Linked DNA regions of Homo sapiens: all the other regions are linked to region 1. Evidence: read pairs that join two places in POLR2A ChIA-PET (ENCODE). Cell type or tissue: GM12878. All regions are shown on one strand. Links, peaks and the distances in the headings refer to the core of each region. The heading gives the core; the rest is flanking DNA.

Region 1 (6,266 bases), core at 3,767-6,266:
GATCTGGAAACATTGCCTTTTGAAAAGTGGAAGCAGGCCCAGCGCAGTTGCTCATGCCTATAATCCCAACACTTTGGGAGGCAAAGGTGGGAAGATTGCTTGAAGCCAAGAATTCGAGACCAGTCTGGGTAACATAGCAAGACCTTGTCTCTACCAAAAAAGAAAACAAAATTAGCTGGGCGTGGTGTGCGTACCTACAGTTCCAGCTACTCAGGAGGCTGGGGCAGAAGGATCGCTTCAACCCAGGAGTTTGAGGCTGCAGTGAGCTATGACCATACCACTGCACTCCAGCCTGGGTGACAGAGTGACAGCCTGTCTCTGAAAAAAATAAAAATAAAAAATAAGTGTAAGCAACTGCAGTGGACTCTTGAATTCACCTTGTGCCAAGGCTGATTCATATTCTGGGCAAAGCACCAGGAGGGGAATGAGTTACATGGACGAGAAGCAAGTTCCCCCCATCCTTCCTGGAGAGTACCCTTGAGTCATTGACCATCCAGTGTCATCCTGTGACGAAGTAAGTGGTCTGTTCCCCCATGGTAAGGGGTCATGCTGTGCAGAACCAGACCTCCATACTAATTATTTGCTTCTCAGAATTGCTGGGGCTCTGAGGAAGCCCACATAGGCCTGACTCAGTTTTCACTTTGACTCACTGAAAAGAAACTGGCCTGGATTGGCCAGGGATTAACTTTGACTGGACAGCTGATGCCCTCCACAGAGTGGTCTTCAACCCTGGATGACCATCGCCATGAAGCGTCTTGATGTTGGGGAGTTCTGTCCAGGTTGACTGGGGCTCAGGGCCACATCCCTGTTGATCCTTGAGGAGGGGCAGCAGTTCCACCACCAGGCATTCTGGGAAGAGCTAGGTCCCATCATGAAATATCAGAAACTGGGAGGTGAACCTAAAGCTAGGAGGAAGGAAAGCCTCTCCTCTCTCAGGACTGGGTTGTTGTTTGCCCAGGACTCCAAGTAGAGAGGATATTCAGCTTTCATCACCCAGTGGATTTGAACTGAGCACCTACTATGTGCCAGTTACTATTCTTTTAAAACAATTAATTTTTTTGAGACAAGGTCTCTCTCTGTCACCCAGGCTGGAATACAGTGCAAGAATTATAGCTCACTGCAGTCTCGAACTCCTGGGCTCAAGCGATACTACCTCAACTCTTGTGTAGCCAGGACTACAGGTACATGCCGCTGGCCCAGCTAATTAAAACATTTCTTTGTGGAGACGGAGTTTCACTATTTTGACCACGCTGGCCTTGAACTCCCGGCCTTAAGAGATCCTTCCATCCTAGTCTCCCAAAATGCTGGGATTATATGCCTGAGCCACTGTGCCTGGGCCAAGCACTATTCTAAGCACTGGGATATAGGACAGAACAGTCTACCAAAGAGAGAAGGACATAAGCAGAAATGAATGAGTCAGAGAGACGCAGATAGCGGCAGACGCTGTGAGGATCATAAAGAGGCTGAAGCGATAGAGAAGGGCTCAGTGGCTATTGTAGATGGTGTGCTCAGAGAAGCCCCCCTGTGGCAACAGGAGGACAGAAAGCCATGACCAGGACAGGTTCTGGGGGTGTGCATCCCAGGACAAGCACAGGTCCTGTGGCGCAGTGAGTCCGGTGCATTCTTGGAAGAGAAGGAAGGCTCAAGGGGCTGCAGACGGAGGGGCTGAGGGGGAGCAGTAGGACCTGAGGGAAGAGTGATGGCAAAGGAGAAATCCTATACTTGAGGGCGGCTGCCCTGCCCGTAACAGCTGGCTGGGGTGTTCAAGGAGATGTCAGCAGTCCTGGAGGATGAGCTCAGGTTCATTGAGAAGCTGTCGCATGCGTTTTTCTATCTTCTGTTTTCTTCCTCTAGCCTCAAACTTACAGCAGTCCTTAGTAGTTAGAACCTTGTCTCCTCCTATTGTGGAAGGGTCTGAGCCAGTGCCAGGGAGGAAGAGGGTGGGGCTGTAGGAGGCTGGGATAGGTTGCGACAGAGGGGGCAGTAGGAGGAGAGAGCCAAGTGGGCAGTAGAGGCAGAGGCACAGGGCACAAGGATGACCCAAGGGAACAGGTCAGTAGGGCCCAGTGGGTCCCAGGAGTACTGCGGAAGGCTGGGCTTCCTGGAGTTGAGTGGAATGGGAATTGGAGCCCTCAGACTTGTGCCCATTGGGCAGACCCCAGCTGGTGAGGCCAGGGCGTGCTGATAACAGCAGTATCCCCTATAGCAGGTTTCCCAGCTGAGCCCAACCTGTAGAGCTGATGGACTGGGGACCCCATGGGTTCTGTTTATCTGAAATGATACATAGAGGGGCTTGGGCTCTTATGTGGAAGGAGGAATCATGAGCATTTCTTTTATTCACTTTTTGTTCAATTGGTCTACAAAACTTACTGAGCATCTATTATGTGCTAGGCACTGTTATGGGCATTAAGGATATAATAGTGAATTAAGTGGGCAAAAAACCTCTGAGCTCATGGGCTTGGGAGGCCAAGGCGGGTGGATCACTTGAGCCCAGGAGTTCGAGACCAGCTGGTCAACATGGTGAAACCCCGTCTCTACTAAAAATACAAAAATTAGCTGGGTGTGGTGGCATGCCTGCAGTGTGTGTGTGTGCATGCACACACCAGCAAAGAGGAAAATCCAGGAAGGAGAGAGAGGAAGTGGGAGAGGAGAAGGGAGGGAATGGAGGGGCTATCTCCTGGCCCAGCCTGGGAAACAGGTTGAGGATCCTCATGAAGACAGGTGTCAGGCCAGAAGCTGAAGGATGTGGGGACACTCTGGACACCTCTCTGCCCCTCAAAGTCCAAGTGACAGTGGGTGGTATGGAGCTGCCCAGGGCCCTTGTCCCTCTGTTCCTCTACCTCCAGATCTCTACAGAAAGTTGTTTCACGGCCCAGGGGCTCTGGGTGCCCCCAGCATGGACCAGCTGGCCCACGGCATCAGCAGAGGCCTCGAGTGCTGCATGGTTCCAGAATCCACGGCAGTGCTGGGCCCCTTATGAGGGAGCACGTGGGAAGTGGCTGGCTGTGGAGGAGGCTCGGACAGGGAGGCTTGCTGGGCACAGGGAGGCCAGTGCAGAGATGCTGGGGAGGGCGCGGCTGTGCGCCTGGGGTGCTGCAAAGCACTTTGTGGTTGGGCATCAGTGATAACATGGCCTCGTTTGCACTCACAGGCTATTAAGGCCAGGGCTGGAGGACTGGGAGATGCGGGTGCCCCTTCAAACCAACATTCTTTGAACACTTATTAAGTGGAGATGGAGAGAAACAGATGTTCTGTTAATAAAAACTAAATATATTCCCTTTCATTAAAAATGAGGGATTTATTGCATGCATTTGTTACATCCTCTTTTCTGAACTAGACAGTTTATTGTGAGGATTTTAAACTGTTTAAATATTAGGCAACAAAATAAATCTCTCCTTCTGGTGTGAGCAGCATCCCCTGGTGTGATTTGCTTTTGTAATTTCAGCTGACTGCAGCTGCTGACTTCAGGGAAGCACATCAGAGTCGCCGGCTGCGTTGAAGTTGCTGCCAAGCCCATGGCCGCACTTTGCGATGTATGCGTTTTCTGTGAAAACACTCCACAGAAACCCTTTGGGGCCAGTGAACGGTATTTTAAAATTTCCACTCGAGGGCATCGCCCACTCTGGTGGGATAGGGATCGTTTACATCTCACCCCTTATGTGAGGAAGCCCAGGTGGAAACCTGAGGTCACTGGCAGCACCTTTCTGATTAATCCCAAAGGCTCGCCCCAGGCAGCTGCCACACTGCCCTGCCTTTCTTTTTTTAGAGACGGAGTCTTGCTCTGTCGCCCAAGCCGGAGTGCAGTGGCGCGATCTCGGCTCACTGCAACATCCGTGGCCTGCCTCTTAATGTGGCTCCACCAAGAGACATCTGGATCATACTCAGAAGTAATTAGAGCCCAGGAGTTTGAGGCAGAGTGGGCTGCATTCGTGCCACTGCACTCTAGCTGGGGCAACAGAATGAAACTCCATCTCTAAAAAATGAATAAAAATGAAGACATCCATGTCTGTTATCATTTTCTCTAAATTCAAAATTCAGTATACTTTTGGAGACATTACCTCAGGACTAAATGGAATGTAAAGCCAGTCATTCTAAGTAGAATTTTGGGCCTAACGTGGGAAGACAATCTGGGGGAGGGGGTAATAGTAAATCTGCTAGAAGAAACGTTGCTTCTTAACTGGCTCCACTCATATTATTTAAAAATATGTCCTCCTTCTATATGGTCATGGTGATAATAAAAGTGTCTTCTTATTCTATTCCTTTCCCATTCAAATAAATCATCTCTTAATCTAACAAGAAAAAATAAAAAAATAAAAAAGAAGTAATTAGTACCAATTTAAGCCACAGGTAAGTATAACCCTTACTATTTAAAAGGGCAGGCCTGGCGCGGTGGCTTACATCTGTAATCCCAGAACTTTGGGAGGCTGAGGTGGGTGGATCACTTGAGGTCAGGAGTTCCAGACCAGCCTGGACAACATGGTGAAACCCTTGTCTACTTAAAGTACAAAAATTATCCAGCTGTGGTGGCGAACGCCTGTAGTCCCAGCTACTCCAAAGACTGAGGCAGGAGAATCACTTGAATCCAGGAGATAGAGGTTGCAGTGAGCCCAGATCGCACCACTGTACTCCAGCCTGGGTGACAGAGCGAGACGCTATCTCAAATAAATAAATAAATAAATAAATAATATAAGGGCAGGAAGAGGAAGCCTCGTCATTAGACAATCAACTGCAGTCAGAGCCTCAAGCATGGTATAGAGACCAGCTCAGCAAATCTCCCTCTCTGGTTTCTCGTTGTTCTCTCCTCTCCCCCATACACCCCGTGCCCAACTCCTACCCCAGTCCCCGTGGCCTTTTTTCCATTTGCATCCCTGTTCCAGGCTCTCACCAAACGATTCTTTCTGGTTTTTCTTTCAGTGGAAGTGGAGGTGGTTTGTGTGTTAGGGAGATGGTTTTAGTTCCCCCCACCCACCCATGAGTGAAACATTTACCAAACCATTCATTCTCTTAGTAAAATGTATCATTTCCCGCAGCATAACTTCACTAGATTGCTCTGCGAACAAAGCATCTGTCATTTTTCTTCATCTTATCAGAATACCCTCTTTCAGCCAGGTGCAGTGGCTCCTGCCTGTAATCTCAGCACTTTGGGAGACCAAGGTGGGCGGATCTCCTGAGCCCAGGAGTTCAAGAGCATGGTCAACATAGTGAAACCTCGTTTCTACTAAAAATACAAAAATTAGCCGGGTGTGGTGGTGTGCCTGTAGTCCCAGCTACTTGGTAGGCTGAGGTAGGAGAATCGCTTGAACCTGAGAGGCGGAGGTTGCAGTGAGCCGAGATTGCTCCACTGCAGTCCAGCCTGGGTGACAGAGGGAGACTCTGTCTCAAAAAAAAAAAAAAAAAAAAAAAAAGAATACCTTCTTCCATATCCTAGCTTGGTGTGAGCCTAAGATGGGGGAGGGTAACGGCACCTCCCTGGAGGGTAGGAGAGAAAACCCCAGCCTGCCTCAATGGCGAATGTCCTCGAGGGACACATGTTGCCTCTACAGGTAGTAAGGATCCTGATTTGAAAGTATTCACACAGAAGCCGGTTAATTACCTTTTTGGTGAGAGACTGGACCAATCGACTCTATCTAGAAGTAAGGATCTAGGGAAATTTTTCTTGGTTACTTGTTCCAAAAAAGAATTTGTCATTGTAATGGACATCTGCTGTTTCTGCCTCCAAGAACACTTTATCCCTTCTGTCAAAACTGTCTCTTTATTTCTCTCTGGCCTGGCTGGGATTGGCTTCACTCCAGCCCCTGGGTGGTCTTCATTGATCACATTAACATGTGATACAAATCTTCACACTCTGTGCCCACCCCCGTGGGCCCATCCACGTGTCTTTCCCCAGACTTGCTTTTCCCTAATCTGATGTGTCTCCTTCTAGGTCCCTGAGCAACAAGCCAAGCCACTTGCCACTACCCCTGAGTCCACGGCCATTCCCTCTGCTGGCCATTCTCTGTGCACACAAAGTGGACAATCACACATACCACATGAAGCTCTGCCCCTGTGCTTCGAGGGCCAGCCCTGAGTAGAGCCACAGAGCAGCACAGCCAGTGGTATAACTGTCTTGAAAGTTACACCATTGGCTACCCTGCTTCTCAGGCCTTCAAACACAGTCAGAGTTACAACATGTAACTTCCAGCCCAAGGCCAAAGAACTGAAAACCAGGGAGGCTGCTGGTATCAGTCCTGGAGTGCAAAGGCCCAAGAACCAGGATCTTCAGTGTC
Region 2 (2,500 bases), core at 1-2,500, 170 kb after region 1:
AGCCACTGTGCCTGGCCAAGGCTCTTTTAAATTTCTTCAAATCTATAGGTTCCCATACATCCTTTCTCTCTCTTTTTTCCTTCCTCCCTTCCTTCCTTCCTTCCTTCATACTTTCCTTCCTTTCCTCCCTCCTTCCTTCCTTCCCTCCCTCCCTCCTTCTTCTTCCTTCTCTCCCTCCCTCCCTCCTTCTTCTTCCTTCTCTCCCTCCCTCCCTCCTTTCTTCCTTCCTTCCCTCCCTCCCTCCCTCCTTTCTTCCTTCCTTCCCTCCCTCCCTCTCCTTCCTTCCTTCCTTCCTTCCTTCCCTCCCTCCCTTCTCTTTCTCGTTCCTTGAAGGAGCCAGAAAATTTCTTCTGTAGTTTTTTGCCCTCTGGATTTTGCTGATTGCATCTCTATGGTGATCTTTAACATGTTCCTCCCACCTCCATACTTCCTGTACGTTGTATTTCCTGTACATTGTTACTGTAATTTGTAGTTGGATCTAGAGGCCTTATAAGGTTTATGTTCAATTTCCTTCGTTGAGACCACTTCATAGGTGGTGACAGTGTTCTTCCATTTGAAGGCACATCATGCGTTTCTGTGGTCTTAGTAGTGTCTTGCCTCCGCCATTAGCGTTTTATTTTTTGTGTGTGTGCAGAATAGTGATATTCAGATTTGATCACTCTGATCACCCCTTCCTTTATTAGCTGGAATAATTATAGACAGAAACTGCCCCTTGCGATTTGGTTACTGAGTGGGAAAGTTCGTAAAAGGAAGACGGGAGAAACGCTGGACTCTTCCTGTATTAAACAGTTTCTGAATAAAGAGCTGTTTCCCTAGCATCCTCCAAACTCTGGCCAGTCCGAGCTTCTTTGGTAGTAGTAGAATGATGATACATGGTTTACACCTATCTGACTGCTTCAGTCCATTGCAACTAGGGTCCCTTCTGGTGCTCACATTGCCTATCTTTAGCTCTCCGTTTTGTCATCCCCAGTTGGGGCGTCGGTCAGGAGAGCTGGAGGGGTCGGGGCTCGTACCCCACCTCGCACAGCTGGTGCCCTTGCCGTGCCCTAGGCTCCGCCGGTACTTCCCCGGCCTCCGCCTCACTCCTGCGGCCCAGCCCTGTCCTGAGCTAGTCGCTTCTCTGTCCTGGCCTTTTTGACATCCGCATCCGTCTCTCCAGCTTTCTGCCCCGTCTCTGCCCACCAGTGCCTAAATGTAAGCCCTCTGGTCCTTTGTCCCTGTATCTCCCCATCCCAGTGAATGTTTGCTGAATGAACGAATGACTGCTGTCCAGTGTGTCTCATTCAGCTTCAGTTTCTGTGCACCTGTCTCTAAGTCTCTTGAGGTCTGAGGCCGTGTTTTCTTTATCTGCATCTATACGTTGCCGTGAGGGACAAAGGAAAGGGCTTCTCGTCATTGTGATCTGATTCTCGCATCTGCCTCCCAGACTCCACCCACATCTTTCTCCCCTGTCCCGTACGCCGCCTCCAGCGCAACAACAAAGACTGCGACCTGGCCAGTCCGCCACGAGAGGGCGCGTTCGCTGGCGCCAGCCCGGTCTTGCGCCTGCGCGATGTTGGGACGGAGCGGGAGTCGGGGGCGGGATGCCTGCGGAGCGCGCCGCCCCGGGCTGGGGATGCGCGTCAGCAGTGCGTGCTGGGGGACGCAGTTACAGGGGGCGACGCAGGAGGGAACCCAAGGCCACGAGCTCCATCTCGTCCTCCCCTTCCCGACCCAGAAAACGCTCTAATCTACAGGGGGAGGAGAAGCCGCACGGAGGCAGGGGGCTGGACATAATGATCTCTTCCCCATCCCACCTCCACCCATCCCACCATCTGTATCAAGCCTCCGACTTCCAAGGACATTTCCATATCCCCCCAGACATTTTGGGATACCAGCCTGGAGACCTAAATGTACCCAGAATCCCCCGCCTTTTTATCGGTGGATTTCAGCCCTCAAAGCGTTCCGTGAGCCTCTGACCGCCCAAATCCATCACACATGAGTTGGAATGCCAGGGACCATTCCCGGCCAAACGTTAGATTACAGGAGTAAGAGAGAAGAGGAGGGACTGTCCGAGGTGCCTCGGCACTATGGCTGCACAGCTGGATCTCTGGACACGGAGCCCTGGACCGTTTCCACCCAGACACTCCCATTCCATCAAGTGGGGGTAAGAAGGATCAATGAGATAATGGAAGCGAAAGCGCTTTGCAAACTGTAAAGCTCTGGAGAAAGTAAGGGTGTTTTATTTATTTATAACTGACAGTGCAAGGTAATAGCTGCCCAGGGCCAGCCCACAGGCACAGCCCAAGAGCTGGAAAAGGTCAGATTTAGAAGCCACCATTCACTGATAGAAGGATTAGGAAAATAAGACCAGGCACGGGGGCTCACACCTGTAATCCCAGCACTTTGGGAGGCCGAGGTGGGTAGATCACGAGATCAGGAGTTCCAGACCAGCCTGGCCAACATGGTGAAACCCCATCTCTACTAAAAATAATTAGCTGGGCGTCGTGGTGGGCACCTG
Region 3 (2,500 bases), core at 1-2,500, 110 kb after region 1:
CTATAAAATGGGGATACTAGCATTTTCCTCACTGGACTTTGAGCAGAACAGCTGGGACAGAGCTGTTGGACATGGAGCAGAGCATTGCTTTTGTTTGAGCAAGAGCTAGTGACCCACCAGAAGGCTGTGACAAGGGTCAGCTCAGCTAACACAGCAGGGCTGCGCTGGACAAGCAGGGCTCACAGGATCCTAGGGGCCTCCCTGGATTCCCTATGGGATTTCTTTATCTGCCATGGAATGCAGCCTCGGCAGCAACGGGAGTGTTCTCACACTCAACATCAGCAGCCCTTACTGGGCATTGAGCTCATACATCAACCACCCACTTTAAACAAGTTTTAAAACAACAGTGTATTTCTAAAATCATTTTTGAAATGCAACTGTGTAAAAGTAACATGAAGGATAATTGTTACATATCAGGGAGGGTGATGATACCTTCTGAAAATTTCCGCCAGTACGTCTGCGCCCTGTGTGACAGTAGGAGCCATAAGGAGTTTTCATATCCTGTCAGTTTCTTTTCTTATTCCTTATTCGTACCAAATTAGAAAAATCCTAAACCACAATTATAGGTCATTAGAAATGGCAGCAAATGTTTGGTGGCTCTGACAGATGGTTCTGGATTCAGACCAAACAAGAATTCAGAAATCACAGACCTCTTTCTTCCTAAAGACTGCTCTCCCCTCTCTCGGACATTAGGTCAACAGGTACAAAGCTTTCAAAAGCCAGAAGACTAAGTATTTCACCCAGGGAGAGGGGGGCGGCGGTGGGGGGGAGCAAGCAGAGTCATAATCCTTTCTTTGGTTGAATTTGACTCCGGAAAGAATTCTTTAAGTTCTGAGTAATGTTTGGATGTGGTTTTTAAATAGTCTTAATAATATGTCACCGATTCCTTTCTCCTGCTCAGAAACAAAATCACCAAGTGCTGAAAAAGAATCAAAATAAAAATGGAGCAGTCATACTGCTGTTTGGTTTTAAGAAATTCTGCTAACTTGCTCCTCAACAGTAAATATTGTAATTGGTGATGTCTGGACAATACAGATATTGAATATATTGCCATTTGAGCAAGTCACTCAGGATCTCAGAAGTGGCCTTGAGTGGAGAAATGGGGGGGGTTTTGGTTTTGTTTTGTTTTGTTTGAGAAAGAGTCTCACTCTGTTGCCCAGACTGGAGAGCAGTGGCATGATCTCAGCTCACTGCAGCCTCTGCCTCCCAGGCTCAAGTGATCCTCCCACCTCAGCTCCTCACCACCCCACCCCAGTAGCTGGAACCACAGGCATGCACCACCATGTCTGGATGATTTTGTTTGTACTTTTTGTGAGACAAGGTTTTGCCATGTTGCCCTGACTGGTCTTGAACTCCTGGACTCAAACAATTTACCCGCTTTGGCCTCCCAAATGCTGGAATTTCAGGCATGAGTCACCAGACCCAGCAGCACATCATTGATTTTTAGCCAGCTTCACATGGGGCCACAAGAATGTTTGAAAAAGATGAAATGAAACCATTTCCTTAAGTCATTGACTAGGCCACTGAAGATCAGTTCTAAGATCTTAAACAGCTTGCTCAGATGACAATATATGTAATAACTGACAGTTCAAACCTCACCTTAGAGGAATAAAATGTCATTATCTTTTTTAAAATTTTGGTATTACACAAACTATCACTGGGCAAAAACTTACATTTTTCAATGAGGAGTATAAGATAGCCGGATTTATTAAAATCAAACTATTTTCTCATAATATTTGCAATTGACACCACGTGATATCCAACACTGTCATTTGATAAAGGAAATTTGCCAAAAGTTGGTTTTTCATTCTCTGTGAGAGAAATGTGTATCATTAATAACACGGCTGTGTTACAATCTTCTCAGATAGTATTACTTTGTAGCTGTGTTTTACTAAGAGGAGTGCACTTTTAAATGCTGCCTCTGTCATTTTGTTTTTCTTCCTGCCTTTACTGGGGGAAAATCCATTAATTTTGTCCTGGAAAGCTTATTTTGCTCTTGTTCTGGAAAAAAAAGAAAAGTCTCTGATGGTTTACCAGAAAGGTCACTGTGCTGTGTTTGAAAATGATGTGAAAATCTTGATGGCTTTATGCCACTATTTGACAAAGTTTCATAACACACAACTCACTGGGGATTAAAATGGAATAGATCACCAGTCCAGTAAAGTTAAGTTCAGATCTTCAACATCATACTCACTATTTACACTTTTTCAGCTACTTGTGTGAAATTGTCAGATGTGTCCCAGTTCTCAGAGATTTACATATTTTTGAACTAGATGCTTGTTCACTATGTATTTACTTTTCTTCTTTCTTCCTTTTTTTTTTTTTTAGCCCAGCCATATGCTTGGACACTACGTATTTACTTTTATAACACTATTCTCAGTTGTAGTATTTGGGTTACTATTTTTCTCACTCTTCTTAGGCTTTAATTAACCACTTTTGAATCACTGGCTTATTATTTGGGTTGAGGATATTACACATCACAAAAATAATAACCAAAAAC

Evidence for each region. Peaks named below come from ENCODE experiments on the same cell type or tissue, not always from the same donor. Only the 100,000 strongest peaks of a DNase experiment are listed, where the experiment ranks them.
Region 2: POLR2A ChIA-PET joins it to region 1 with 5 read pairs; 7 of 35 experiments call an interaction of 5 or more read pairs at or near these places.
Region 3: POLR2A ChIA-PET joins it to region 1 with 9 read pairs; 6 of 35 experiments call an interaction of 5 or more read pairs at or near these places.

Annotation. Positions count from the first base shown.
Region 1 is chr17:50,325,779-50,332,044 of GRCh38, reverse strand. No RefSeq gene overlaps it. Among named protein-coding and RNA genes, the nearest start is that of XYLT2, 17 kb to the left of the region's middle. In GM12878, for the core only: no CTCF peak of the experiment used is centred there; a DNase peak (open chromatin) is centred at 4,974.
Region 2 is chr17:50,160,667-50,163,166 of GRCh38, reverse strand. LOC105371818 (a long non-coding RNA gene) reads left to right here. Exons shown (of 4, transcript XR_934833.3): 3 at 2,019-2,146. Among named protein-coding and RNA genes, the nearest start is that of SGCA, 4.1 kb to the left of the region's middle. RefSeq lists silencers at 1,435-1,674, 1,705-1,784 and an enhancer at 1,385-1,679. In GM12878, for the core only: a CTCF peak has its summit at 1,507 (motif pointing right); a DNase peak (open chromatin) is centred at 1,506; H3K4me3 peaks cover 736 bases; H3K27ac peaks cover 310 bases.
Region 3 is chr17:50,217,830-50,220,329 of GRCh38, reverse strand. No RefSeq gene overlaps it. Among named protein-coding and RNA genes, the nearest start is that of TILAM, 4.4 kb to the right of the region's middle. RefSeq lists enhancers at 1,257-1,306, 1,308-1,602 and a silencer at 1,308-1,602. In GM12878, for the core only: no CTCF peak of the experiment used is centred there; no DNase peak of the experiment used is centred there.